Regions from separate parts of the Mus musculus genome. Here region 2 is linked to region 1. Evidence: chromatin loops called from intact Hi-C (ENCODE). Cell type or tissue: left cerebral cortex. All regions are shown on one strand. Links, peaks and the distances in the headings refer to the core of each region. The heading gives the core; the rest is flanking DNA.

Region 1 (4,668 bases), core at 895-3,394:
TAAACACCATGATACACATGTGAACATCAAAGGACAGCTTTGTAGAGTTGGAGAAAATGCTCTGCAGAAAAGAGCTGGGCCTCACCTCCAACACTGGCTTGGTGCTGAGTTACAGAATGATAAGAGGCGAGGTTAAAACCTCAACCGTCAGAGCCAATAGAGTTGGCTCAAACTAGCTGTCTTCTTACTCAACTATGAAACTGGAGCCTTTGAGTTGTTGAGGGTTTTTTGTTGCTGTTGTTGTTGGTGGTTGGTTGTTTTGTTTTTATTTTCCTCTAGAATGCTTGACTCTAAACCCTAAGCCTATACTACAGTGATTTTTTTTTTCTCCGACCTGGGGCAGAATCTTTAGAAAGAAACACACCTACTTCAGGCTAAGGTATCCGCCTTTGTTCCTTATAGCCTGAGGGATTGATAAGAGGTTGTTTCATTTAAGAAGTCGGTATAAAGCCAAAAGCTATAATACCTCTTAACTCCCCTCTGTGCAGTTGAGATTTTACAAAGCAAAACAAAACAAACAAAAAAACTTTGGATTGTCTTGGATACTTTATGCTAGCAGTTGAACCACCAAAATAGATACCTGAAGATGAGATTTGGGGAGGAGTAGATACAAGAAATTGCACACACCTGTCACTTAACTCAGTTTTCATTCATTGACTTCTATCAAGAAGCAGGGCCGGTTAGTTTTTCTGTCAACTCGACAGAAGCTAGAATCATCTGGGGAGAGGGAACGTTAGCTGAAGGATCGCCTCCATCAGATTGACTCTAGTCTTGTCTGTGGGTTACATTCTTGATCAAAATTGGATGTGGAAGGGCCCATGAGGGCCCACCCCATTCTAGACAATGCCATTCCTGGGCAGGTGATCCTGGGTGGTAGAAAGCAGCAAGCAATCATCGGCTCTTGAATCTATGTCCCTGCCTGGAGTTCCTGCCCTGACTTCTCTTCATGATGGATTGAGAGCTGTAAATGAAATGAACTGTTGTGATTATAAAAAAAAGATAGAGAGGTACAAGAATATGTTCTATGGGCGTGTGGTGAGGTGTGGGGGAAGAGGTGCCCCAGCAGGCCCACGCCAAGACATCCCTTCCCCTCCTGAGGGGCCAGCCACATGTCGGTATGGTATAGAATAGAGTTTATTCAGGGCATGGGGAGGGGAGTTTAGAGGGTAGTAGAGGCAGAGAAAGGCAGAGAGAGGGGGAGAGTAAAGTAGAGGCTGGCCATGACCATGTGGAGAGAGGGGGAAAGGGAATGGGGGGGGGGAGTAAGAGGGCAAGAGGCAAGAGAGAAGCAGGAGTAAGAGAGAGAGGAGGGGGCAAGCAGCCCCTTTTATAGTGGACCAGGCACACCTGGCTGTTGCCCGGTAACTGTGGGGCGGAGCTTAGATAGAATGCTAACATAAACCCTCTCTTCTCTAAGCTGCTGTGGGTCAAGCTGTTTTATCATAGCAATAGAAAGCAATCTAGGGCAGAAACCAAGTAAGAATCATAAGAGAATAGTGGGGGGAGAGGCGCAACCAAAATGGCAAATGCCTCCCGTTGCTCACTTTCATTCATAAATTCTGGCTTCCGCTGGTCTTCACTGCAGCCTTCACCTGTGTTGAATAAAGGCAGTCAATCATTCCGGACTTTAGGACTGTCTCTTGTCTTTTAGACTCATGGCTGCTGTTCCTCTGTCATCTCCTGCACATCTGCCTCCTTATTCTCTGTCTAGTTAGATTTGTTAGGTTTGCAATGTGAACAAATAATCATCTTGGCTTGCTGGATGCCCCAATGCTCTGATAGGGAAGTGTGGGTTTTCTGGTTCCATCTTCCAGTCTATTGGTTTGCAGTTGTATCACTCTATTCTGATTGACTATCTCTGAAGTTGCATAAGGCATTATGCCATTACACATGCATTCTTTTCCAATACATTCCAGAATGTTTGGGAGTTTTTCTAAATATGCTTAAGACTTCTAGGGATAACAGATACCTATGTATATTTGGCATGAGGTAGTCTTTAATGGAGTATACATGCGTATTCTGATTACTTCTGAGAAAAATGTTTATATGGAAAGGAATACATTTGTGTAAAAACTTATCATTTCTTAAGTAGAACAAACAGGTTTTTAGCCATCTCTGTTACAACGTGGGGCGGCAGAGGCGGTGCACACAGTTCATTTAGCATAATGCTTCTCTTACCAGCTTGATTCCCAGAACTCATGTTCAAAAGGGGACAGGGGAGGCAGATGTGGTGACATGCGTTTGCATAACTTCAGAGTTAGGAAGAAAGAAATGGACAGATCCCTGGGACCCATTGGTTGGTCGGCTTGGTCTATTTGGCAAGTTTGGGGCCAAAAAGATCCTGTCTTTCAATCAAAGACTAGATGGATGGCACTTGGGGAATGACACTTGATGTTGTCCTCTGGTCTCCACTCATATGTCTACATACATGAATATATACCCCTCTAAAAGATATGGGGTAGCAAATGCATTAATCCTAAATAGTAACAGAGTCAGGGTTCTTACCCAAGCATTTGACATATGGAATCCATAGTCTTAACTTCTATAGCATCCAACTGACCCTGGTATGTAAGAGATCATCTTATAAAGCAACTGAGAGTTTGCTAAATCAGCTTTGAATTATTGTCACTTTCCTGTTTCAAAATAAATTTTCTGTTTTAAACAAACCCTCATCTGATACAATTCATTTAGTATGATGGCTGCCATGGTAACTGTTGTCCCCTTTGTTGTTGTTATGATTCATAGATTTCTGGTTGGAACTTTACCTAAGAGAATGTAGTAACACATTTATAGAGAAATCTGAGCCGTGGTACCATGGGCATTTCTGGCCTAAGAATCTTCTCTAAGGCTAAGGTGAGAAAACAATACTGCATATTTGGCATGATTATGGTATAGCTCTGCCTTGTATTGGTGGGGTTGGCAAGGGAGCATTATACAGAGCTCCAAAGAATTATTGAACTTGACAGATCTGAAATGCTATGACTGAACTCACAACTGGGTCCGATCAATTGGCAATGCATGGATATAATAATCAAACCAAGTTTGAGACTGAAACATGGAACCTATGCCAAATGGTATAACTTTCAAAGACAGTTTATGTAATTACTAGGGAGAAAACCCAAATATTAGAACACATTCCAGAAATGAAGTTTAGATTTTTTTTTCCTTGTGACAATAGTATGGCCCAGGTGAGTTCTGTATGCTTATACTTTTAAGTCAACTGGACATGATTTTTGTGAAAATATTTTTGAAAATGATGTTACTTTACTGTGATTCTCCTTTTATTTTATTTTATTTTATTTTATTTTATTTTATTTTTGGAGATTGGAAGGACTTATAAGAATCCTGAATTAATCAAACAAGGAAGCAAACTGGTATTTCTTTAAGAGTTCTGTTACATGCTAAATGGTAGCTATTTGTTACCAATCGTCTTCTTTGTCATAAAAGAAGTTGGGAGGAGAAAGTTGTTAATAATGGCCATGAAAGAAAATGAGATTTTTGTATCTTGTGATTCATGTAAAAGAGTTGTCTATGAGCCCTGGGGCCGAGAACAAAGCAGAACAGACAGGGCTGTTGTTAAGACATTCCTAAGAACAGCTTGATTGTACAAGCAGGGCTATCTTGTCTGGGTCAACACCACCTGGCTGGAACCTCTCCTCTGTCTACTGCCCCTTGACACCGGGTAAAGTCATACATCAATTGGTTGCTATGTGAACAAGATAAGCCCCCAGCCCACAGGAACAAAGTCCTGATGCCCTTTTGCTGACACATAATCTTTGTTAATGTTTAAATGAGCCAATAGTGTGTCGCTATGCTGAATTCCACATCCCTAAGCCCCTTACCCCACTAAAACCCCTAGCTTTCGAGCCTTGTGGCCGACATCCGTTATCTCCTGTGTGGGATGCATGTCGGTCCGGAGCTCCGTCATTAAACGTCCTCATGTAATTACATCAAGAGATGGTCCTTCGTGATTTTTTTTTTGGGGTGCACGCCGAATCGGAAATTGGGTGGGGGGTTTCCCCACTAGGTCTAACAGCCATACTTCCTGTTAACGTTTTATGTGTGATCCCCCAGAAGGGAGCAGCGCTAGCATTCAAGGAATAGTTACAAAATAGTTAGGCCTTCTAATCCTCACACCAAAGTTCCAGTAAAGCCAGACTCTTACGCTGAAACATCTCCCCCAAGGCTAGCTGACCAATCATTGTTAGAGATACAAACAAAGCCATGCTTGTTTGACTCTGGGTTTTGCTTTTTTTTTTTTTTGGTAGAGCATGCTGTATCATACCCTCAAAGAACCGTGTAAAACCACAGACCAGGTAGTGATTGTGCTCTCCCCCGGCCTTGAGTGGGTTGAATCAGACCTTGTTTTTGCCACAGCAGGCTAGCCCACCTAGGGCGGAGTCTTCTGACCTAGGTAAAGTCTATTGTCTGCCACATCTGCAGCTTCCTGCAAGAACCTACTACCTACTGAACAGCCTGTGCTTGTTGTCCTGATGAGATCTTGACAAGCCTCGAGATCCTGGCATAGATCCTTTGTTCCTTTTTAAGTTCAGATTCAAAAAGTAAACTTTGAGCCTTGATCAGAGAACTTCTTGGCTCGTTATTTCTCTCGCCATCCATGCCCAGCTTTCCTTTCAGGAACCCAGTAGCCCGTGGCCGCTGGCAGCT
Region 2 (4,668 bases), core at 1,145-3,644, 98 kb before region 1:
CTCCTCTCAAATGGCGGTACCTCGTAGGGAATAAAGCATTCCCTTCTCTTTCTGTCTTTATTTTAAGAACAGCTAGTCCTTTTATTTGACCACAGAAAGGACTTCGTGTTCTCATCAATGCCTGTAATTGACTAAGAGCCACAGGCAGATGTATGCACAGATCTTAGAGCTGGAGGCCGGGAGTCTCCTCGTTAGGTGGTCACCTCTGCCTTAAGCTCCAGCCCTGCAGAAACCCAAACAGACTCAACAGCATCTACAGGTTCTCCCTATCAGACACATTTCTCCTTGAGACAGAATCCAGCGGGAAGTCCCTTATAGATCATTCACTGTAACCAACGGATCCGCGGAAATTTCAGTGGAGGAGGAGAAAAAAAATGTGTTTCAGAAGAAATGTAAAGCCAACCGTGAAAAAGAAATAGAAGTTCAAATCTCTCAGAACTATAAACAGAACTTTTCAGTATAATGAAAGCCTATGCTAAAATACTACTTCCTACAAAGACATTTTTATTGTTGTTGTTGTTTTAATAATCTATTTAATTTTATTTTATGTGCATTGGTATGAGGGTGTCAGATTCCCTGGAACTAGAGTTACAGACAGTTGTGAGCTGAGATGTGGGTGCTGAGAATCACGGGCTCTAGCCTTTTACTGACCAGTTAAAATTGGGAGAAGGTTCACACGGCATCTCTTTGAGTATGTGAGGATCTGCTGGGGCAGGGTGGGGGTGGGAGCCATGCCTTGAGAAAACAGTATTTATCATTAGAATACATGAAGCATCAGAACAACCCACTACATTATCCCACCCTGCTACTATGATTATTTTGATTTGTTCATTTGTTTATACAATCAAACGTTTATTATAGGTATCTGTTCTATAGCTCTATGCCTCAAATCCAGTACCTGCTACCCTTAAGTGATTATTGGGTAGCTGAATTTTGATTAGGTCACATCGCAATGTACCATAAAGTGTAAAACAGACTCAGAGTTTCAAAAAATAATTCTTTTTCACTTATTTCTTGTTACTTGTGAAAAATGTTCTCTCTTTCTTTTCTGTCAGATGTAGTGACTCTGACAAGGACCCATATTTCCTGAACCCCTCTTTTTCTCTTAGCACTGATTAGCCAGTTGTGTCAGATTGTGAAGTTGAGCCCCCATCAATGGGATGAGGTGCAATTAAAGGGATTTAAACAACAACAAAGTAATGGTCATTTGCTAGCCCAGTTTAGGTTTTAATACACTTTTTTCTAAAAAGAGATTGCCTTACCGAATTGCTTCCATTTTCTTCTCATGTTCCTTTATGCAATGGTGAGATTATGTCTTCCCCAGCACACGTGGCTGTTGGGATATGTTTAAAGCTATATATTTTTTATTTTGTAAGCATTTTTAAAAGATTTATTTATTTTATTATGTGTAAGTACACTGTAGCTGTTTTTCAGACCCTCCAGAAGAGGGTGTCAGGTCTCATTATGGATGGTTATGAGCCACCATGTGATTGCTGGGATTTGAACTCAGGACCTTCAGAAAAGCAGTCAGTACTCTTAACCTCTGAGCCATCTCGCCAGCCTGTAGGCATTTTTAAGATGCAGCTATGATGAACAACGTGGCAGATAAGGAAACCCAATAGGCCCTTCACCTGACAGAGATACAGACTCAACATTGTCCAAAGCTGTTCCTTCTATGAGAAACCCAGAAACCAGTTAAAAGACCAGTGGATCCTAGGTAGCCACAGGAAACCCAGCATCAAAAGTCTTACAGCCACCCAATCCAGTACTTTCCTTCAAAGCTGTGTGAAGAATCACAACCTTTGCCTTCTCTACGAGGGGTAACAGAGAGACTGAGACATACATTGCAGTGTGAAGACTTGGCTCCAGGGATAGGGCCGGGGCTAGGGATGGTTTGTGTCTGACCAGAAGAGGAAGCATCAAGCCATGGACAGCAAAGATGACGTTCCAGCTAGCATATACTCAGTTGATGTGCTCCCTCCCCCACCTATCAAGAATTAAGAGTAAACCTCCAACTCCCAGGTCCTCCCTCCGAGAGAGGGAATGGAGAGAGTGTACATCTGTACCTTCCTAAGGGGTTGAGTTCTGTCTTTTCTAACTGGCATCTTTAATAGAATCAGCATGCTTTAGAAGGCTGGAGTCTGCTGAACAGCGTTGGAACGCTTGGATCAGATCCAGGGAACCTACAGTGCTGTAGCCAAACTGGGAACAAGAGATTAAGCTTCTCACAAAATAGAAACCAGAAAACCCCTCTATCTGGGAATTTACGTGCACAGAGCCAGAGAAAACAAATCTAGCCACAGGGGTTGAGAAACCCTAGAGTCTCCAATGTCTTAGTTGGGGTTTTATTGCTGTGAAGAGACACCATGACCATGGCAACTCTCATAAAGAAAAACATTTAGTAGGAGGTGGCTTACAGTTCAGAGGTTTAATCCATTATCGTCATGGTGGGAAGCATGGCCGCATGCAGGCAGATGTGGTGCTGGAGGAGGAGCTGAGAGTTCTACATCCACATGCACAGGCAGCAGGGAGAGCAACACTGGCTGGGCCTGACCTGAGTGACACACTTCCTCCAACAAGGCCACACCTCCCAACGGTGACACTCCCTTTGGGGAAACAGGGGCCATTTTCATTCAAACCACCACATCCAGCTGGTAAAGATCTTTCTCTGAAGTCAGTTCAAGCAGACAGGGGCATTGTAAGGCACAGGAAGAAACAGGGAGACTTGGTCTATTAGCCAGTGCCCGATAGTAAAGAAACAGAACAAGAAATCATCTGAAAACATGCCAGGGAATTCAGAATAACCCTGACAAAGGCTCACACTTCGGTTTCCTTGTCTGCCATGCTGTTTGTACAGAAAGATGCTACAAATACAAAATAAGGACCAGAACAATAGAGAACATATGGAAAAGCATCATAAAGGCTCCAGAGCTGAGGAGTGTGACACGGTGAAAAGCTGCACCTGAGAAGCAAATTGTGTGAGGCAAAGGAAAGAGGAGGCAACTCGAGGACTGACCTGTCAATCAAAAGAGCAAAAGCCAAAGAGAATGGGAAAGAACGGAGGAGCATGCAGGATCTCGTCAAGAGGACCAACCGACACACACGACAAAGAGAAAGAAGCAGACATTGTCTCTAGAAGGACGAAGAGGCAAGCAGAGGAGCTAACACGTAATCACTGCGCTGCTGCAGTGGGTAGATCTCGAGTTTGAGGGCAGCCTTACTTACCTAGATTACATGGTGGGACCCTGTCTCACAGTGGGTCAATCACTAATGAAAATCCCCAAACTGGACAGAAGAAAATACATTTAGATTCCAAAAGCCCAAAGGACTCTAATTATGATACTTAATGAAGTTCACAGAAAACACACACACACACTCTAATCAAACTGCTACAAAGAAAAGACAGAATTTTCAAAGCAGCATTATGAGACTGATGCGTTGCCTACTGCACTGAGGGGCTACTAGTGGTGGGGAGGGAGGGAGGGAGGAAGGGAGGGAGGGAGGGAGGGATGAGATAATGGGAGAAATGACTGAAATTGGGGAGCATTTTCTGAGTGAGGTGGAGACCTATTTGTGATGGTTTGTATATGCTTGGCCCAGGAAGTGGCACTATTAGGAGGTGTGGCCTTGTCGGAATAGGTGTGTCATTGTGGGTGTGGGCTTTAAGACCCTCACCCTAGCTGCCTAGAAGCCAGTCTTCTGCTAGCAGCCTTCAGATGATGATGTAGAACCCTCAGCTCCTCCAGACCCATGTCTGCCTGGATGCTGCCATGTTCCCGCCTTGATGATAACGGACTGAACCTCTGAACCTGTAAGCCATCCCCAATTCAATACTGTTCTTAAAAGAGTTGCCTTGGTCATGGTGTCTGTTCATAGCAATAAAACCCTAACTAAGACACTACTGCAGTGGAATCTACAAGAGTAAACCTAGCAAAGACTCCAAGTGATGGGGGACATGGAGCCTAAACCAGCCATCTTCTGTAACCAGGCAAGGCCTCAAGGGATGGGATTGAGATGCCAATCCAGCCACAAAACCTTCAACCTCCAGTTTGTCCTGCCTGCAGAGTGTTCTGGGACCAGAACCTAGCAGAATCGTCATCAAAGAGACAGGAGAGACGTCCTCCAGTAATGAGTAGGAGCAGATACAAAGTCCCACAGCCAAACAGCTCCAGCCGGAGCTCAGGGGGTTCTATGAAGGAGGGGGAGGAAGGATTGGAGGTCAGGGACACACCATGAGAACTCAGCCCACAGAATCAACTGACCAGGACACAAGGGGACTGGCAGGGATCAGGGGGCCTATAGGAATCATAACATACATGACCTCTGCTTGGATGTTATAGCTGAGTAGTTTGGTGTGCTTGTGGAAATCCTAACAGTGGGGACGGAGTTGTCCTTACCCTTTTGCATACTTGTGGGACCGTTCTCCCCCTCCTGAGTTGCCTTTCCAGCCTTAATGTGATGGTGTGTGCCTGGTCTTGCTGTGACTGTCTGTGCCAGGTTTGGTTGATGAGGAAGCAGAAGTGGGGTGTGCCTGGGGGAAAGGGGAAGTAACAGGGAAGAGACTGGTGGGAGGGGAAGGAGGGGAATCTGTGGTTGGGATGGAATACATGAGAGAAGAATTTTAAAAAATACAATTTAAAAAGAAAGAAGGCAGCATCAATGGCCTAT

Evidence for each region. Hi-C counts contacts between places; a loop is a spot of excess contacts. Peaks named below come from ENCODE experiments on the same cell type or tissue, not always from the same donor. Only the 100,000 strongest peaks of a DNase experiment are listed, where the experiment ranks them.
Region 2: a loop joins it to region 1, with 2.4 times the contacts of the local background. A loop is called at or near these places in 2 of 42 quality-filtered maps.

What each region holds. Positions count from the first base shown.
Region 1 is chr8:34,969,959-34,974,626 of GRCm38, reverse strand. No RefSeq gene overlaps it. Among named protein-coding and RNA genes, the nearest start is that of Tnks, 6.6 kb to the right of the region's middle. In left cerebral cortex, for the core only: no CTCF peak of the experiment used is centred there; no DNase peak of the experiment used is centred there.
Region 2 is chr8:35,068,272-35,072,939 of GRCm38, reverse strand. No RefSeq gene overlaps it. Among named protein-coding and RNA genes, the nearest start is that of Gm34419, 25 kb to the left of the region's middle. In left cerebral cortex, for the core only: no CTCF peak of the experiment used is centred there; a DNase peak (open chromatin) is centred at 2,181.